Linked DNA regions of Homo sapiens: regions 2 and 3 are each linked to region 1. A link is a contact called in ENCODE Hi-C or POLR2A ChIA-PET data. All regions are on one chromosome and are shown on one strand. The core of a region is the stretch at or near the end of the contact, and the rest is flanking DNA. Distances in the headings are between cores, read along the strand shown. Region 1 holds the start of KMO (kynurenine 3-monooxygenase). Region 2 overlaps AKT3 (AKT serine/threonine kinase 3). Region 3 overlaps AKT3 (AKT serine/threonine kinase 3).

Region 1 (2,944 bases), core at 220-2,719:
AGCAGAGCAGCTGTCCCTGACCACATTCTAAACAGGTACTCCCAAAGATACTCTCTACAGCACTACCCTGTTTTCGTTTCTTTCATAGTGCTTCTCTTTAACTGAAATTGTCTTATTTGTTTTCTTCTTCCTTGTCTTTTTCTTCTCTGGAATTCTCACCCTCGCATCCCTACTACCTAAAACAATATTGGTACATAGTAATCAGATTTTGTTGAACACATGAATTCTCATTTTGTGCAACATTTTGATAGGACAGATTGGACACAAGCCTAGTATGAAGCAGTGACGACACATGTCCCAACCAGTGACCAACACATCATGTGATAGCATTTCTAAATGAAAATTTAGAATCAGAAATATTAAAAGAACTGTTCTAGCACTTTGGGGAAAAGACACTAAGGAAGGCAGAACAAAAGACAGCATATACTGTATAAATACATGTGTGGCATAAAATATACCATCTATATTCAGCCTAGAACAGTGTTACGCCCTCAATAAATTTTTTGTTGAGTGGATATATGAATAATTAATGAAAAGTCTCCAAATGATTTGACCAAAGGTGATAGGGAAATGATTTAACCTTGACTAACTGGGATGTTTGTATTCTGAAACAGAAATTCTGCTGAGATGGGAAAAAGCAAAGTTGAATCGGAGCAGACCCATGTTAAACAGAACTACCTTTGGCACCATAACTATGAAAGCAGAGAGTGACCTCTCCTTCCGTCTTGTTAGGTATGGGGGAAGCCCCAGCACCTTTACGTCACGTGCTCAGTGAGAGGTGAACACCTCACTCCACTGTCTTAGGTGCTCCACTGGAAGAGTCAAGTAAGTCAGGCGACCACATAAATCTTATTCCCAATTACTCATATAACTAGTGAACATTCAACATGATACTTTGACGTTAGCTTCATGTTTCTTGACCCTTTTATTCTCATTAGACAGCATTAACTGAGTTATTAAACAAAGCGGAACAAATGTTTTTATTAAAATGAATATTGAGACTAATTCCTGTTCCTAAAAACATAGCCAATTTGGGGATAAAATCAAATTCAATTTGCATTATTTTTGCTTTTTAACAAATCCTAAACCAAAATGATGAGGGAAAACAGAAACCTTTGTATTTAATGGCTATAAAATACCTTTCCTGAAAAAGAACAGATTAAAACTCATACTATATTAAATCTATGAAAATAAAAATATTAAAAAAATAAACAAAATAGCTGTATTTAAATATCAGAGTTTTCACAAGAAAATTAACAATTTGCAGAAGTGACGAATAATAATCATTACGAGTAATAATAGTTAATATAATACCACCAACAATAGTAATCCATCTGAAAATTCTTACCAAGCCACCACCAATGACAGCTACTTTTTTCCTTTGAATGACAGATGAGTCCATAACTGCTGAAGTATTTTTCACAATTATTGTTGCTTCTGTCACTGAGTGACACTGATTTCTGTGTCTCCTACACACTGATTTCTCTGAGTTTTTATACTGCCCCAAGCCTAGTGCATTCATGAGCCAGCGGCAATGTTTAGTCAGGGCTAATTTCCCTTGACAGTATTAACCCATTAGTTGGCCAAAGTACAATCAGCTCAGCTCTAAGAAAAAATAAATCCATTACAATAACCAAATTTTTTAAAAAATCCATCCAATTGGAGACACTCTATTTTTTCTATCTTCTGTGTAAGACACAGAAATTTTTAAGCAGTCTTGTGGCTTTTCTTCTTCTTTTTCTACAGCATATATTCTTAGTTTCGTTTTCATTCATGATTAACCATGAATGGAGCCCTTCTCATCTGAAGTCCAAAAACATCTTATACCTCCCTTAGAGAGTAAGATGACATGGTTTCATAATTCATCTGTGGATCATTTTTGTGGTTAAGACCAATCAAAAATTTCATCTAAAGGGTCCTCATGGATTGTTTTTAACAGGCTCTACCAGGGAAAATTCTCTGCAAGGTCTTAATATTCTCCCGATCAACATTTTGAATTGTGTAACTGACCATACTTCCCCTTTTTTTTTTCAGCCCAGATGCTAGAAAATTTAGAATCTAATTTTAGAATCGAAAATTTAGAGTCTAATTACCACTAGGGGAGATGACTGACACAACGCTTCTGTAAACTCATTCCCGACTTCATATTATCTATTCACTTTTTTGTCTTTTTCACTCCGTTTTAAATGTTATACTTTTGTGCATGATTTGCGAATGGCAATTGTTTTCTGGAACATGATGTGGTGTAATGTAAAATAAGAACATAAATGAAGTTGTTTCTTCACTTCCTGTTAAGCACATAAAGAATTCAGAACGTTTTTTTCCCTGGTTAGGAACTAGAGTTAAATGGCATTCAATAGTGACCCCTTGTGGATAAGCATGATTAGGTATTTTATTTATTTTGAATAGGTAATACATTAACATGGCATGAAATTAAAGACACAAAAGAGTACACGGTGAATAGTAATCCTGCTAACCTTGACCCTTGGCCACCTATTCCTCCTGCCCAAAGACAACAACTGTTTTGGTGTGTGGGTTACCGTATTCTTCTACACGTTGATTATGTCTTTCTTGTTCTTCCTCTCTCTCCTTTTCTCTCTCTCTTTCTCTCACTCTCTCATTCCCTTCCTTCCTTTCTTTTTAAACATACATTTAAAAACTTTTTCCACATCATATTTCTCACTTTACAACATATAGCTTGAGAATTCTTCAATATCAATATGTAGAGAATATGTATCAATTCCTCAGTATCAATATGTATCATTGTTAAAAAATCTTTTAAAAATTATGAACTATAACACAAATGAACAGTATAATAAGTTACTGTAAAGCAAGTATCCATGTAACTACCATTTAGGTGCAGAGAGAGAATATTGCCAGAATCCCAGAAGTCTAACGTGCCCCCTGTTAATCACCCCTCCTTCGTAGAGGTAACTGCCATACC
Region 2 (2,944 bases), core at 150-2,649, 2.2 Mb before region 1:
TCTTTTCAAAATCTCAAATCATTACCTCTCTTGTATTACCAGTCTCTCCCTCTCTGCTTTATCATTCACACCGGCATATAAAGGTGCAATAGTATCTTCCATCCTAAAAAGAAAAGCCCCCTCTTGACATATTGCTTCCCATTCTGCTACTGCCTCTATTTCTGCTTCTCTTTTAATAAAATTTTATTGCATGGTTTGTCCACACTGGCATCTTTCATATTCTCACCTTGTAGTTAATTTTCTGCCCTAAACTCTAGTTTATTTGGATTTCTTACTCCTCTGAAGAGTCTAGTAAAAATCATTGACATCCGCGTGAACATTTTTCTCTTTCTTTTTCTCCATCTCTTAATATCATTCAGCACAAGTAGCAACTCAATTCTTGAAACCCAACCTTGGTTTCTCCTAACTCATTGGCTCTTCCTTTCTGATCTTGTATCAGTTCTTGATACACTACCTGATGCCTACTTATTGGAGGGCCATGTGACTCCATGGAGGACTCCTTTCCCTAAGGAAAAACTAAGTTTCCCTGAAGTCCTTTTTGTCTCTAATAACTTTTTACCTCTTCTGGGATGTCTGGCATATGACTCTTGCCTTAGAGTCCATAGACTGCAAATGAGTTTGTGCTTTTAATGACACGTACTTTAAAACTCATTGATCTTAGTTTTATTAAGTCTTTAGATTTTTGAAAATTTTCTTTCAAGTGGTTATTCTTTGAAATCGTGAAGAACTGACAGCATATGACCAGACAGTTTTTCTACAAAAGCATTGGGATTGCCTGTCCTGTCCTATCTGTTCCCATAAAGTTTTAGGTGAAATACAAAGGTTTATGATCTAAATTCACAATTGCTAGTATGATGCATTAGCACACCATAAGTTCACAGTACTCTTTGCACTATATTCCTGAATGATTAAAACTTACAGCTGGCATAGTATCAAGTGCTGGCTGCCCAAGTGTCTCCCTCACAACCTATAGATAGAGTTTATTGCCTGTCACAGAAAGGGAGTACACCACCTGGTTAGAACTTTGGCGGTTTCTTGGAGGGAAGAAAGCAAGGATAGTATGTACTGAGAATCAAAGTTTGGTTGAGGTTGAGTGAATACTGGGTGTGTGTGTGTGTTTGATTAAAATTGGATGATGACCATTATGCAACAGCAAGGGATTCAAAAAATCTTACATACTGTTGGGGCTTTCTATTGAATCGTTGATGCGTGTTTCAGGAGTTTGCTGTGATGAACAATCAAACCGTTTGCCAGGGTGAGGCTCTCCCTGAATAGTCAAGTCATGTTAACGTACACTGTGAGTTGTTTAGGGAGTTGATAGTTTTAGTCTTCAAGTTGTATGTGGTTTCTGTTAAACTATTAATGTCATAGGACTACAACATACTACTTCAAGCTCTTAAAATGGCTTTCCCTTATTTTTGAGAGATGTAGCTGAGTGCTGCTTATAGTCAGGTCAATTCTTATAAAACACCAACATCCCTCTATGCCTAAATATCAAATCAGTGTTATAATTATTTTTTTAAACTAAGATTATATCAAATTTTTTAGTTTGATACTTACAAAATAGTTATGATGCTTTTTTTTCTTGGTTCTCTTTTTTTCTTTGCTAGAAAGACTTTGAACTATAAGGATGGAGGTTCCTTTTCTGCAGACTTAAGAAAGAGGATGTGAAACTTGGTGTCATGAGTTCTAAATACCTCAAGTTATTGTTGCAAGAATAGGGTTTTCAGTTTTGCAATTTCAGCCTATAAATTACAATGAAGAGTAAGAGTCCTTATAATAATAAACTTTTGGGGCTGGGAGCAGTGGCTGACACCTGTAATCCTGGCAATTTGGGAGGCTGAGGTGGGAGGATCATTTGAGGCCAAGAGTTCTAGACCTTCCTGGGCAACATAGCAAGACCCTATCTCCACAAAAAGTGAACAAAATTAGCCACGCATGGTAGTGCATGCCTGAAGTCCCAGCTACTTGGGAGGATTGCTTGAGTCAGGAGGTCAAGGCTGTGTTGAGCTGAGATTGTACCATCGCACTCCAGCCTGGGCAACAGAGCAAGACCCTGTCTCAATCAATCAATCAATCAATCAACTAACTTACTTTTGGTATTGTATGCTGATTTATGAAGGTTGAACCTAGGATTAAATGTTGTCTTTTGTCTGCCCTTTATTTTTCTTCCCTTAACAGATGCCATGTTGAGCTGCCTTGTCCTGATTTTGACCCACAATGTGTATTCAGCCTCAGCACTTATTATGTAGGTTAGGCTCCTTTTAAATGTTAATGTTTCACATTTATGCTTGTGTGAATTGCTCATTTTCTGTCATAACCTGGGGGTATGGAAGGAATCTGTTGAAGACCAAGGAGGTGGGCTTTACCACAATACTGACATCTCTTCTCAGCTCAGGCAGGGAGCCTTGGCTAGGCCACCTATTGCCACTGCCTAAGTAGAAGGTGATTGGCAGAATCTTATCTGCTTTGCTTTGACTTTTCATTGCCAGAGTTTGTTGAAGGATGCCAGATGTTTGGGAAAACAAGTTTCTTTTTGCTTTCTATCCCTATTCTTGCCAAATTCTTACCTGTTTTTTCATGAGGATGCCCTGGCTTGCAAGAAAAAGCAAGAAAAATAAAAACATAAGTTTGATTCTTAATTTGAGCATTCTGACCCATTTTCAGCTTTATATATCCTTGGTCCATTTTTCTTCCTGTTATTTTGACAACTCTCATGGCTGTGGGACTGAGTGCTTGTTCATAGATAAATGTTAACTTTCTTTTGGGTTGAAAAAGAGAATATTGGTTGCTAAGTTGAGCAACCACAGACTGAGATTTTCAGAAAATTGACAACTTCTTTTGAGAATTTACCTGTTGTAAGTTATAGAAACTGAACTTAAATATTACCAAACAACCATATTAAATATTTGCCATATTTTAGATTGTTCCCTGCATTAATTGA
Region 3 (2,944 bases), core at 235-2,734, 2.1 Mb before region 1:
GAATGGATATTAAATAATTACAAGTATTTTTTGAGGTATGAAACAGAAGATAAAAACCACTCTAAATCTTACCATCTAGAAATAATTGCTAATACCGTGTTAATATATTTTCCACTGTTTATACTGTACACATATTTTCAATTTTATCATTTTAAAATATGTTACTTGTTGCCTACTAATTATGTAGATACACTTTAACTTATTAAAACCTTCCCAAATCATTGAACGTTTAGGTTGTTTTCATTTTTTAGTCAACTTAAGTATAATTTACATATAATGAAATGAACTCATTTTAAGTATATGATTAGATGACTTCTGACAAACATATATATGCATGTAGCCCCCATCACAATAAAAATATAAAACATTCTCATTGCCTCAAAAAGTTCTGCCATGCCTCTTTGCAGTCAGTCTTCCCTGTACCCATAGTACATCCACACGTGGCCCTAGGTAGCCATTGGTCTGCTTTCAGACACTAAAGATTTGATTCATCTTTTTAAAAATGTCACAGAAATGAACTCATACAATATATACTGTCTTGTATCTACTTCTTTCATTCTGCGTAATGTTTTTTGAGATTGTTAACTTTGTTGCATTTCTCAGTCATTTATTTCTTTTATTGTGAAGTCATTATCCTTTGCACAGCTATACCACCATTTGTTAATCTCTCCCACTGGTGACGTACATGCGGATTAATACCAGTCATTGCCTAATATGAATAAAGCTGATAGGCCTGTTTCTTTTCTCTTTAATTAATACTGAAGAGTATGATTGTTGGATTTATGGTAAGCATATGCTTACATTTTACAAAAATTTAAAACTGTTGTGTCATTTTACAGTCTCAGCATTAATGTAATGAGAATTTTAGGTGTTCTGCACCCTCACCAGTGCTTGCTGTGGTCAGTGGTTTTCATTTTAGTCATTCTAACGAGTGTGTGGGAGTATGTTACTGTGGTTTTAAGTTGCGTTTCTCTTATGACTAATGATAGGAAATGTCTTCACTCAGACTTTTTGCCATTGCATATACTTTTGTGACCTGTCTATTCAAATATTTCACCTATTATTCGGTTGTTCATCTTCTTACTGAATTATAGGAGTTCTTTGGATGTTCTGGTTACAAATAGTTTGCCAAATATTTGTATTACAAATGGTTTCTTCCAGACTGTAGCTTGCCTTTTCATTTTCTCAGTGATGTCTTTTGAGGAACAGACGTTTTTAATTTTGATGTCTTATTTATCAATTCTTGCCTTTTATGGTTTTCACTTTTTTTGTGTACTGTCCAAGAAATGTTTGTGTACCCCAGGTCACACATCTTTCTCCTATTTGTTATGTGTCACGTGCTATATAATAAGTTTCTGTCAACAGTGGGCCATGTATATGACAATACCATAAGATTATAATGTAGCTGAAAAATTCATATTGCCTAGTGATGTAAATGTTGTAAGTCATACTGCAGTGCATTACTCACATGTTTTGGTGATGCTGGTGTAAGCAAACCTGTGCTGCCGGTTGTGTAGAAACATAGCACATGCAGTTAGATACATAATACTTGATTGTGATAGTACATGACTGTGTTACTTCTTTATTTTATATATTGTACTTTTCATTGTTTCTTAAAGTGTATTACTTTCACTTATTTAAAAAAAAATAGGTAACTGTAAAACAGCATCAGGTGGGTCCTTCAGGTGATATTCCAAAAGAAGGCATTGTTAGCGTAGGAGATGACTACTCGATGCCTGCTCCGAAAGACCTTACAGTGGGACAGGATGTGGAGGTGGAAGACAGTGATACTGATGATCCTGACTGTGTAGGTTTAGGCTAACGTATATGCTGTGTTTTCATTTTTAACCAAAAGTTAAAGACGTTAAAAAAAATAGAAAAATATTTATAAAGATGTAAAGAAACAATATTTTTGTATAGCTGTACAATGTGTTCATATTTTAAACTGTTATAAAAGAGTCAAGGCGTTTTTAAAAATTTTAAAGTGTATAAAGTGAAAAAGTTATAGAAAGCAAAGGTTAACTCATTACTGAAGAAAAAAATAATTTTAATTATTTTATACATTATACAGTGTTCATAGTCTACAGTAATCACCTAGGCCTTCATATTCACTCGCCACTCACTCACTCAAAGCAGCTTCCAGTCCTACAAGTTTCATTCATGGTATTATAAATGCAATAGACAGGTATATCGTTTTTAAATCTTCTATATCATATTTTTACTGTACTTTTCTAGATGTGTTTAGATGTGCAAATATCATTGTGTTACACCTGCCTAGAGTATTCAGTAGGGTAACATGCTGTACAGGTCTGTACCTAGAAGTAGTAGGCTATGCCATTTAGGTTTATGTAAGTAAACCCTAGGATGTTGTCACAATGATGAAATTGTCTAATTGCACATTTCTCAGAATGTATCCCCATCATTAAGCAGTGCATGACTGTATTTTCTTCTAAAACTTTTTAAGTTGTACCTATTACATGTATAGGTCTGTGATCCATTTTAATTTTTATGTATGCTGTGAGCTAAGAGTTGAGGTTCATTTTTTTCCCCCTACAGACATCTTGTTCTTTCACTATCTTTCATTGAAAGGGCTGTCCTTTAGTCAGACATGGGGGCTTATACCTGTAATCCCAGCACTTTGGGAGGCTGAGGCAGGAAGACCACTTATGTCCAGGAGTTCGAGACCAGCCTGGGCAACACAGCAGGACCCTGTCTCTACAAAATAAAAAATTTAAAAAATTAGCCTGGACTGGTGGTGCAAGGCAGAATTGGGAGCATTGCTTGAGCCCAAGAGGTTGATGCTGCAGTGATCCATGTTCATACCACTGCATTGCAGACTGGACAACACAGCAAGACCCTGTCTCTGATTGTGTGACTTGGGTACCTCTGTTGAAAATCAGTTTGTCACACATATGGGTCTGTTTCTGCACTGTCTTATTCTGTT

Evidence for each region. A loop is a pair of places that touch in the nucleus more often than their neighbours do. ChIA-PET counts read pairs that join two places held with the same protein, here RNA polymerase II (POLR2A). Pooled maps may share reads with other maps.
Region 2: a pooled map shows a loop between it and region 1 (5-fold over the local background). The contact joins the enhancer-like site here to the promoter of KMO in region 1. A Hi-C loop is called at or near these places in 1 of 37 single-sample maps with no recorded cell type and 3 of 50 pooled maps. POLR2A ChIA-PET finds 5 or more read pairs at or near these places in 1 of 52 experiments (activated CD4-positive, alpha-beta T cell).
Region 3: a map with no recorded cell type shows a loop between it and region 1 (6-fold over the local background). The contact joins the enhancer-like site here to the promoter of KMO in region 1. A Hi-C loop is called at or near these places in 2 of 37 single-sample maps with no recorded cell type and 2 of 50 pooled maps.

The regions. Positions count from the first base shown.
Region 1 is chr1:241,530,903-241,533,846 of GRCh38, reverse strand. KMO (kynurenine 3-monooxygenase) reads right to left here and starts at 1,469. Exons shown (of 15, transcript NM_003679.5): 1 at 1,349-1,469. The coding sequence starts at 1,402. RefSeq lists an enhancer at 1,737-1,886.
Region 2 is chr1:243,726,431-243,729,374 of GRCh38, reverse strand. All of the region lies in intron 2 of AKT3 (AKT serine/threonine kinase 3), which reads left to right. Among named protein-coding and RNA genes, the nearest start is that of AKT3-IT1, 66 kb to the left of the region's middle. Within about 2 kb of position 1,399, at least 3 of the 41 ENCODE cell types and tissues checked have a DNase peak (open chromatin) inside an H3K27ac peak, as active enhancers do.
Region 3 is chr1:243,594,536-243,597,479 of GRCh38, reverse strand. All of the region lies in intron 8 of AKT3 (AKT serine/threonine kinase 3), which reads left to right. Among named protein-coding and RNA genes, the nearest start is that of AKT3-IT1, 200 kb to the left of the region's middle. Within about 2 kb of position 1,484, at least 4 of the 41 ENCODE cell types and tissues checked have a DNase peak (open chromatin) inside an H3K27ac peak, as active enhancers do.